Regions from separate parts of the Homo sapiens genome. Here region 1 is linked to region 2. Evidence: read pairs that join two places in POLR2A ChIA-PET (ENCODE). Cell type or tissue: GM12878. All regions are shown on one strand. Links, peaks and the distances in the headings refer to the core of each region. The heading gives the core; the rest is flanking DNA.

Evidence for each region. ChIA-PET counts read pairs that join two places held together with the same protein. Peaks named below come from ENCODE experiments on the same cell type or tissue, not always from the same donor. Only the 100,000 strongest peaks of a DNase experiment are listed, where the experiment ranks them.
Region 1: POLR2A ChIA-PET joins it to region 2 with 6 read pairs; 1 of 35 experiments calls an interaction of 5 or more read pairs at or near these places.

The regions. Positions count from the first base shown.
Region 1 is chr3:191,359,516-191,362,432 of GRCh38, forward strand. CCDC50 (coiled-coil domain containing 50) reads left to right here. Exons shown (of 12, transcript NM_178335.3): 4 at 1,554-1,644. Among named protein-coding and RNA genes, the nearest start is that of UTS2B, 30 kb to the left of the region's middle. In GM12878, for the core only: no CTCF peak of the experiment used is centred there; no DNase peak of the experiment used is centred there; H3K27ac peaks cover 70 bases.
Region 2 is chr3:192,040,966-192,043,882 of GRCh38, forward strand. No RefSeq gene overlaps it. Among named protein-coding and RNA genes, the nearest start is that of FGF12-AS1, 200 kb to the right of the region's middle. In GM12878, for the core only: no CTCF peak of the experiment used is centred there; a DNase peak (open chromatin) is centred at 1,346; H3K27ac peaks cover 1,186 bases.

The DNA.
Region 1 (2,917 bases), core at 205-2,704, 680 kb before region 2:
CATTTTGGGATCTATTCTGTAGACTAGGTGGGTAAAGGCTTGGAGTGGGCAAGATTTGAAGGCAGCTGTTGAGCAATGGTCAAATTAAGAGATGGTGAGGCTTGAATGAGGACAGTGGTGACAGAGAGGAAGGAGATGATGAGGCCTAAATTGAAGGTCATGGTAATGGAGATGTAAAGAGGAGGAGAGATATTTGAGATGTTATGAGGCTCAGTGTCACAGGTTAAGGTGAGAACCAAAGCTAGAATGTTCTAGAGTTCTAAATTCATTGCCCTTTACATTATTCACAATTCTCTGTTAGAAAGGCCAGTTCTGAGGTTGATGCAGATGTTTAAAATCCTGAATTAGGTTAATAACAGTATAATGAGCTTTTTCAGAAATTATCAAGACAAACCACTCAAATATAAATCAGGAGTAGAGAGTGATATTTTATAGGTCCTAAAGGAGAGAAGAACCGGGTATTATATTTCTGCCTGAGACTTCAAGGTTTTGAAATTGTTCCTGGATGAAATAAGTAAGCTAGAAGGGAAGTCTTTCAGTTCACTCCCTGGCAATTTTAATAGCTGTACATCTTGGGAAGGATGAAATGCTGCAGTTTTCATTGAACTGGAACCTTTTATTCAGTCTGGATACCCGGGCTGCCGTAAGTCAGGATTACCGCTTGTTTACTACTGCTTTCTCAGTTTCGCTTTCCCAGGAGTCTGTATAATTAGCTGACTGAACCAGAGATGGTACTTCTTGGAAATATGGTTTGAAATCATTAAACTCAGATGAAGCTTCACTTATTTATTTTCTGTACCAGGAGATACATCTTCTGTGTCACTTGTGACCTTTAACACTTCATTTGGGTTTGCCTTCTCTACGGTGCTTCTACTTTCTTCCCACTTATTATCACATCCAATGTAGTTATTAGTCAATTAATTCTATACAGATTTTACATTAATTTGGGAGGTTCAGGTAGAGGCTTGAATGAAGACAGAGGCTTTTGAAAACTAAGTCCGTGATTTTGTGTATGATTCTTAATTATTACAATGAGTGAAGGAAAAGAAGAAATATAAATAGCAATTGGTCTGAGTAGATTTTTGTTTATTTTCATTTCTTTGGTTTGAATAGATAAGAATACTATGATATTAGACCTGTAATGTGAAGTTACTAAGTGTACACTTTTTTATAGCTTATAACATGGCATGACAGAGAATGATTTGTGGTTATTAGTGGTAGAGGCAGGACCGTCAAACAGGCCCCAGTGGGGTGAAGTGATAGGTGGTATAGAAGAGGTGTGGAGTTTTCCATTGTTGGGTGTGATGATCAGATTCCAGTTCTACCACATATTTTCGTTGTGATCTTGAGAAAATGATGCAACTTCCCTGGACCTTAGTTTTCTCATCTGTAAATGTGACCGTGTCAGCCTCTTTGCATCTTTATCTTGAAGATAAAGTGAGAAAAATAATGTACTTCTCATATAGTGAGTATTCAATAAATTGTATTTATTACTTTTAGGAAATACATTATTTTTTATTTTCCTTATTCATGTTTTCACCTTTGCTTTTTAGTGAACAACAAGACTGTGAAATTGCTCAGGAAATTCAGGAGAAGCTGGCTATTGAGGCAGAGAGACGACGCATTCAGGAGAAGAAGGATGAGGTATAACTTAGTTACTGCCCCTCTCCCTCATGGAGAAAGGGGTGCTCAGCTTTAGAGCAAAAACTTTCTGTAGGTCACGGGCTCAATGAAGGGTTTCTGAATGGGAAGCAGAATGCCTCTTATTTGGGCTGCATTTTCCTCTGTGGACCATGATTTATAGCCTCTTGATTATGTAAATGGTAAAAGTCTTGAGAGATAATGGATAATTTCACATATGATGTGAGTTAGTTTCCTATGACTGCCGTTACAAATTACTCTGCAAACTTGGCTTAACAGAAATTTATTGTCTTAGAGTTCTGGAGGCTAGAAGTCTAAAATCTGAAGTGTTGGCAGGGTCACGCTACCTCTTGGGAAGGATCCTTCCTTGCCTCTTCCTAGCTCCTGACTCCTGGCAATCTTTGGCATTCCTTGGCTTGTATCTGCATCACTTCAGTCTCTGCCTCCATTGTCACATGGCTTTATTCTCTGTCTGTATCTTTGTGTCTTCTTGTCTTCCTGCAAGGACATCAGTCATTGAATTGAGGACTCACCCTAATCCAGTATGACCTCAGCTTAACTAATTACATCTGCAAAGACTGTTTCCAAATAAGGTCACATTTTGAGGTTTGGATAGAAATGAATTTAGAGAGGGCACACTATTCAGCTTACTACAAGGTGTCTGTCCCTGGGTTGTTCTTGCAGCATTAGAGAGAGCAGACTTTTGAGTGGGGCCTGCACAGGAGCCAGGGAGTAGTCCTTGGGAGAGGCCAGGAGCAGGCATTGCTCTCGTTCTTTCTCTTTTTCTTAAAGGTTTCCCTTTCCTCTGATCTGTTGGTTAAAAAAAACTAATCAGTTTGATTCTGTATATATTTTTAAGTCATAGTGTTTTTAAGGCTGAAAATGACTAAAATTACTAATAGTGTTTGGTTTGTGAGAAGACTTGAATTTACCATCAGCTATTATTTCCTTTTGTGTTATTATTTTCAGCCCTTTTTTTAAATTATTTTTTGACAGTGTTTTGCTCCATCACCCAGGGTGGAGTGCAGTGGTGTGATCTTACTGCAATCTCCGCCTCCCAGGCTTAAGTGATCCTCTCTGCCTCTTGAGTAGCTGGGACTACAGGCACACGCGCCCACACTTGGCTAATATTTAAACATTTTTTTTTTTGTAGAGACGAGGTCTCACTATGTTGCCCAGGCTGGTTTCAAACTCCTGTGCTCAAGCTGTCTTCCTGCCTCAGCCTCCCAAAGCACTGGAATTACTGGCATGAGCCCCTGTGCCCAGCTTAGTTTCA
Region 2 (2,917 bases), core at 304-2,803:
TTATTTTTCTTATTTGTCGTTGTTGTTGTTGCTGTTTGTCCATAAGCCAGTTTATTTTTTTCTCTAGAGTATATATGACTTTCATTTTATTTCTCTAGGATGTAGAGATGACAATGTGGTTTTTAGAATTAAGTTACAGAACATAAATGAAAATAAATGAGTGCTGGAGACTTCTTGTTCTTGGAATGTAGAAGAAAAACAGAGAAATGCTCAGCAAACAATCTAGAAATGTACTATAAGATATAGCGAACATCCTTTTACATCTATAGCTGAGTAGCTGAGTTTGCAAAAAAGAGAAATCCCAGCTGATAAGAAATGCAAGGACAGGCTGGGCTCGGTGGCTCATGCCTGCAATCCCAGCACTTTGGGAGGCCTAGGTGGGTGGAAACCTGAGGTTAAGAGTTTGAGACCAGCCTGGCCAACATGGTGAAACCCCGTCTCTACTGAATATACAAAAAAATTAGCCGGGCATGGTGAAGGGCAACTGTAATGCCAGCTACTCGGGAGGCTGAGGCAGGAGAATCGCTTGAACCTGGGAGACAGAGGTAGCAGTGAAGTGAGATCGTGCCATTGCACTCCAGCCTGGGCAACAAGAGCAAAACTCCGTCAAAAAAAAAAAAAGAAAAAGAAAGAAAGAAAAAGAGAAAGAAAAGAAAGAAAGAAAGAAAGAAGGAAGGAAGGAAGGAAGGAAGGAAGGAAGGAAGGAAGGAAGGAAGGAAGAAAGTAGGAAGGAAGGAAGACAAGGAAAGAAAAAAGAGAACAGAACAGAAAAGAAATGAAGTTCAAGGACAACACACAACACAAAACAATGTAAACAGAAGCAGACCCTGCCAACAGAGACTATGGGCTTTATATCTCTGGGACTTCTTCTCTGATGCCCACATATCGAAAGCAGAGGAGGCCTTTATATTCATATAAAATGAAGAATTGGAATTGAGATCCCTACATAACGTCTGAACTCATACATGGCTGATCGTTTTGTAGAAGAGTAGTCTAGGAACAGTTGCCTGTCTCTGACTGGGCTTGGAGTAAGGAAAACAACTCTTAAGATTCTGTAACCAGAGGCCTCTGTCTTATGCTTGCCCAACATACACACTGGAGTGATCAATTCAATCTAATGATTACTTAATGAAAGAAAGAGAAAGACAAGGTGAGAAATTAATTGGTTCTATGCCTTTAAAAATTTCTTAAAACCATTATTAGTTAAAGAGGTAGGTAAAGAGTCCTTCGGGCAAAAAAAGAAGGCATATGCAAAGGTCCTGGGTTGGAGAAAATAGGGCACATTTGAAGAATCAAATGAGGTCTCATGAAAAGGGAAGTGAGACAGCAAGAGAGACTAGAATTGGAGTGGCTGAAGATAGACAAATTATGAAACCAGGTGTACAAACAGCTAAAAATAAGCAGAGCTGCACAAAGTGAACACAATTTGGGAACTGACACATTTGTCCATGACTAATCACTAAAGGCGTTTTTATGGGTTACTGCATTTCACAAAATGAGAGATCTTTTTATTATTATTTTAGACACATTCGTGGCAAAGGACTACATGAATACCGTTGTCATTTTTTGAATCCGAACCCTAGGTCCTTGAGCTAGAACTAAAAATTCTATAAATAGTTCCTGGACAATTTTCTAGACTTGATCTAGCCTTGAACAGATTGAGTACTGTGGTAGGTAGGCTGTCTTCCCTAAATATGCCCATTTCTTCACCAACAAAATCTATGAATTTATTTCCTTACATGGCAAAATGGACTTTGCAGACACAATTAAATTAAGGATCTTGTGATGAGGAGGTTGTCTTGGGATTATCCAGGTAGGCCCAACATAATCACCAAGGTCTTTACGAGAGTGGGACATTTGAGCCAGAGTCAGAGAAAGAGACATGACCATGGGAGAAGAGATTGGAGTGATGCTGCCACAAACTGAAAAAAGAAAAAAAAAAAAGGCAGCCTCTAGAAGCTGAAAAAGGCAAGGAACTCATTCTCTCCTACAGCTCTCAGGAGAAATACAGCCCTGCTGACCAATTTCAAATTTCTGATCTTTAAAACTGTAAGATAATAAAGTTGTGTTGTTGGAAGTTACTAAATTTGAGGTGATCTGTTAAAAAAAAAAGAAAAAGAAAAAATTGGAAACGAATACAGATACCTAGCGTAAGCTGAATGAAGGGATAAGGGTAAGTTAATAACAAAGTTTTTTTTGTTTTTGTTTTTGTTTTTGTTTTTATGGTGGGGGATGGTGCCTTGCTCTGTCACCCAGGGTAGAGTGCAGTGGCGCGATCTCGGCTCACGCAACCTCCGCCTCCTGGGTTCAGGCAATTCTCCTGCCTCAGCCTCCTGAGTAGCTGGGATTATAGGCACCTGCCACCACACCTGGCTAATTTTTGTATTTTTAGTATAGACGGGGTTTCACCATGTTTGCCAGGCTAATCTCGAGCTCCTGACCTTGTGATCCACTCGCCTCAGCCTCCCAAAGTGCTGGGATTATAGGCGTGAGCCACCACACTCGGCCACAAAGATTTTCTAATAGCTAATTTTGATAAACACATGCAAGTCCACAGTTACACAATTCAACAATACAGACGTGTGCTGTCTAATACCCAATTCAATAATACAGATGTGTGCTGTCTAATACAGTAGCCAGTAGTGACACGTGGCTGTTGAGCACTTGAAGTGTGACTAGTTCTAACTGAGACGGGTTTAAAGAGTGAAACACAGAGTGGATTTAGAAAATGTAGTATGAAAAAATGTAAAATATCTCAGTAATGAATTTATAGCAGTTATATGTTGAAATAGTAATATTTTGGATAGATTGAGTTTAATGAAATATATTGTTGAAATGGGTTTCACTAATTCTTTTTGCTTTTTTTAATGTGGTTATTAGGATATTTAAAATGACATATGTGGGAGGTGCAGCAGGA